2 separate regions of the Homo sapiens genome follow, and region 2 is linked to region 1. Evidence: read pairs that join two places in POLR2A ChIA-PET (ENCODE). Cell type or tissue: MCF 10A. All regions are shown on one strand.

Region 1 (2,500 bases):
TGGCTTTCTGTGCATGCTTTACATGGGTGGTAGGTGCCTAAATCTTTCAGGCTCGTAGGGGACTAGCATAGCTGTTCCATCTGTCTTTAAATATCGAAGTCACCCTTCTTCTTCCAGCCTCCACTGGCTCTGATAACAGTATAGCTGTATTCCTGTGGCCTATCTTGGGAAACTCCATATTTTAGAGGTCTCAGCTCTTTGCATATATGGAAAAGTTTATCAGCTCTGTTTGATTTCATTTCTAATTCATTGCCATTGGACATCATCTATATATGATATATACGTTTAAATATACGATGTTATGTGTATATATATACACATATAAATAAATGTTTACACTTTTGTTGTCATTTCAATGGGATTTGGGGAGAAGAGGAGAGGAAAAAATATATATATATATACACACATATATATACACATATACATACACATATATATATATTCTGTCAGCCATCTTGAACCAGAAGTTTCTCTATTATTTTTATATTTTCATATATATGTATATAGGTGTAACACACACACAGGATGATTTGAGTGAGCTATGTTCGGCTTTTGGCTCAACATACAAATAGGTGGTAAGTTATTTAAAGATACAAAAAAGGGGATACTATGACCATGTAGGTTTGAAATATATACTGATATTTTTCCTTTGAGCCATAAGAAACACAAACAAATCAGCAAGAAAAAAAAAAAAACAAACAATCCCATCAAAAAGTTGGCTAAGGACATGAATAGACAATTCTCAAAAGAAGATATACAAACGGCCAACAAGCATATTGGGAAATGCTCAACATCACTAATTATCAGGGAAAAGCAAATCAGAGCCACAATGCAATACCACCTCACTCCTGCAAGAATGGTCATAATCAAAAAATCAAAAAATGATAGATGTTGGTGTGTTTTTGGTGAAAACGGGACACTTTTACATTGTTGGTGGGAATGTAAACTAGTACAACCACTATGGAAACAGTGTGGAGATACCTTAAAGAACTAAAAGTAGATCTGCCATTTGATCTAGTAATCTCACCACTAGGTATCTACCCAGAGGAAAGTAAGTCATTATACGAAAAAGATACTTGCACGCACATGTTTATAACAACACAATTTGCAATTGCAAAAATATGGAACCAGCCCAAATGCTCATCAGTCAATGAGTGGATAAAGAAAATGTGGTATATATACCATGGAATACTACTCAGCCATAAAAAGGAATGAAATTATGGCATTCATAGCAACCTGGATGGAATTGGAGACTATTATTCTAAGTAAAGTTACTCAGAAATGCAAAACCAAACATTGTATGTTCTAACTCATATGTGGGAGCTAGGCTATAAGGACACAAAGGCATAAGAATGATACATTGGACTTTGGGGACTTAGGGGTAAGGGTAGGGGGGTGGCAAGGAAGAAAATACTACACATTGGGTACAGGGTACACTGCTCGGGTGATGGGTGCACCAAAGTCTCACAAATCACCACTAATATTTTCAACTTAACAAAGACAGCTAATGAATTTCTAGACCTATTCAAGTTTTTGTCAGCAAAGTATGTCATAGACTCAATATCCTGATAAGGTAACCAAGTAATCACAAACGGATGTCTTTCTGCTACATACAATCTGACCTTTAGCTTCTCAATACAGCTGATTAATTTGATTCACTTGTAGCATACTGTGGAAAAAAATCCATTTTGTATTTTTAAAAAATTAGCCAAAGTAATTTGAGGTGGTTTTACTGAATATAATTTTAAAAGAAAATGGTAACAACTATTCATGTACTCTCTATTAAGAGTATGTACCTTCAGCTTCACCCAACTATTTATATCTTTTTCCATTTTTTCCTGGATAACTGAAACTTATGTAACAGCAGCCACAGGTGAGCATTCACACTGTGCAAAGCAGATCACTCAGCATGAAGATTGGACTGTGACCATAGTATTCTTAGCCTGTGAGAGCCAGTCAAGGTGACAACTAATTTGCACCACTATATTTAATTTCAACTAATACTGTGAATGGATATTCTTTATCATTTTATTTATTTATTGGATTTATTTTGAGACGGAGTCTCGCTCTGTCACCCAGGCTGGGTGCAGCGATGTGATCTTGGCTCACTGCAACCTCTGTCTCCTGGATTCAAGCGATTCTCTTGCCTCACCCTCCTGAGTACCTGGGACTACAGGCACCCACCACCACCCCCGGCTAATTTTTTATTTTCTTTATTTTTTTTAATTTTTAGTAGAGACAGGGTTTCACCATATTGACCAGGCTGGTCTTGAATCCCTGACCTTGTTATCCACCTGCCTTGGCCTCCCAAAGTGCTGGGATTACAGGCATGAGCCACCGCGCCCAGCTGTGAATGGATATTCTGAAGGTTGATGTCATTTGTACTTTTCCAAATCATCAAGCATTAAATGTTAGATTCTACTAATCAAGATTGTAGGATAGTTACACATCTTTGGAGTGAAGTAGAGCTCATCAACTGTAGCTCTAAACAAACTGTAAT
Region 2 (2,500 bases), 64 kb after region 1:
GAATTTCTGATTTGCACATATCAAGTATTGGCAGCTAGTGGCTCTCTTAAATGTATGCTGTTAAGGATTCTGTAATGTTTTAGTTTGTTACACAGTCCTAGCTCAGCTGAAAAGGCACAGTAGTCTTTAGTATCTGACATTAGAGAAAAAAGACAATACAATTTGTGCCTGGGGTGCTTGGAAAAGCTTCAGGCTTCATAATAATTTGGGTGAGGGAAAATGTGGATAATGACTTTATAATTGTTTCCATAAATGGCAACAACACAGATTATGTATAGTCATAAAAGTAGCATTAGCATTTACCATGAACCAGTCAATCCTAGGAGAACTTGTAGATGCCCCTTTCTGCATACATTTTCTACCTTAGTGATATCCTCCCACCACTAGAACCAGCTAGAGTGTTTACTGCCGAGCCATTAAATTTAGAATTTATCTTGAGGTAATGAAAAGCGCAGTGGACTGTGAAGTGAGAAATTCTGGTCCAGCCTCTGCCACTTACTAGCTGTGGGAAATTTGAGCAAGTACATCCCCTGTTCTGGCCTCTGTTTCTTACCATGGAAAATGGGAAATCTGGATTAAATGAATCACTAATATCCCTTTTACTACCCAAATCCTGTGATTTCCAAATGTTGCTCTCAAACTGCTTCATGCATATCAAATAATCTCAGGGTTGAAAGAGACCATAATACTCTTTTCCACACACCCACTTAATGTTTGAAACACTACAATATAACATTGATGCCAAATGACCATTCAGCCCTTCAAGAAACAATTCAGTGCTCAGAAACTCACTATCTGTTGATTTTTGTGGTTTCTTATATATTGGATACTAATTCATGGCCAGTTTTAGGCACTTTAAGTCTCTTTTTCTAATCAGTTATCTGCTCACTAACGTTATCCATGGTGTCTTTTATTGAACAGAAATACTTAATTTTGATGTTTTTTGAGAGTTTTCTACCAGCCTAAGCTACAAACAGAGTGAATGAGCCACCACAACAGATAGTGAGTTTCTGAGTAAATTATTTCAATAGGAAGTTTACTGATGAGAAAACCCAAAGATTAACAAATAATTTAAAAGATGATCTAGCTAATTAATAATCAGAGAAGTGGAAGTTAAAATAGTAAGCACTCACTTTATATTCACTACACTGGTCAAAATTAGAGAAATGAGTTATCTGCCACATGTTGGCAGAAATGCAGGGCTAGATCTAGATAGCCCAAGAGTTTAATGAGGTTCTTGGCCCATTTTTGTACAGCTCATAAGATAGGAATGGAATTTAACATTTTTGACGGGTGATTCATGAAGAAGTGGACGAAGAAGGAGGAGGAGGAGGAGGAAGAGGAGGAGTGGCAAAGACAATCCCGAGTGGCCTGAAAAGCCTAACATATTTACAATCCGGTTCTTTACAGAAAAAGTTTGTGAAGCCCTAGGCTCTAGAATCCCTCATACACTGTTGGTGGAAGAAGTCATTCTATAGAGCAATATGGAGCTATTTATACATACACTGTGTGACCCAGAATACATAGGCTTACAAAAGTATAAAATGGGACATGTAAGGCTATTCATTGCAACGTTGTTTATGGTGGCAGGAAGTTGGATCACTCAGGATACTCATCACTGGATTTGGGGTTATGAGTCAGAAATGATAGATAATCGAGTCATCAGTCAATTTAATTGGTAAAGTGTGGTAGATGTACATTATGGAGATTACGTAGCATTTATAAATGACAAAATAGATATACATGCAACAAACTAAATAGAACTTAGAAAACAAGTGGAGTGAAAACAGAAATAAATGGAATGACATCTATATCAAAATACCACTTATGTAAACTAAAAATATGCAAGTACAAAACAACAAAACATATTTTACAAGTAGACAAACAGTAAAGGATTAGAATAATTGCCTGGAGGTATGAGAAATAGAAATAGATAAAAACAATCAAATAAGTGTGGTCCTTGCAAGCAGCAATGATAATCAGTGTGCCATCAACTGAGGAGTGTGATAAACTCAATTTTCCTCAACAGAGAGGCAATAAGAAAAAAAGTTCTTAAAATATAATGAATTCTTTCTTCATATAATTCCCATCCATTCCTTGGTCCTAGTTATATCCTCTATCACACAAAACAAGTACAATCCTTCTTTCACATATGCCCATGACAGTTCTTACCCCTTTAGGTCCTTTTTATTCTACATACACAGTTCTACCCTCTAGATGGCTTTTCTTAGTGTGACAACCAGAAATAAATATATTATTCAAGGTATAGCCTGCCTTAGTTCATTTGGGTTGCTATAGCAAAATACCTTAGACTGGGTAATTTATAAACAACAGAAATTTATTTTTCACAGTTCTGGAAACTGGAAAGTCCAAGATCAAGGTATTAGCAGATTTGGTGTCTAGTGAGAGCTCGCTTAGCTTCATAGATGGTGCCTTGTTGATGCATCTTTACATGGTGGAAGGGGTGAAGAAGCTCCGTGGGGCCCCTTTTATAAGGGCA

Evidence for each region. Peaks named below come from ENCODE experiments on the same cell type or tissue, not always from the same donor. Only the 100,000 strongest peaks of a DNase experiment are listed, where the experiment ranks them.
Region 2: POLR2A ChIA-PET joins it to region 1 with 5 read pairs; 3 of 35 experiments call an interaction of 5 or more read pairs at or near these places.

The regions. Positions count from the first base shown.
Region 1 is chrX:113,575,515-113,578,014 of GRCh38, reverse strand. No RefSeq gene overlaps it. Among named protein-coding and RNA genes, the nearest start is that of XACT, 41 kb to the left of the region's middle. In MCF 10A, no CTCF peak of the experiment used is centred here; no DNase peak of the experiment used is centred here.
Region 2 is chrX:113,511,952-113,514,451 of GRCh38, reverse strand. All of the region lies in intron 3 of LOC101928437 (a long non-coding RNA gene), which reads right to left. Among named protein-coding and RNA genes, the nearest start is that of XACT, 100 kb to the left of the region's middle. In MCF 10A, no CTCF peak of the experiment used is centred here; a DNase peak (open chromatin) is centred at 1,281.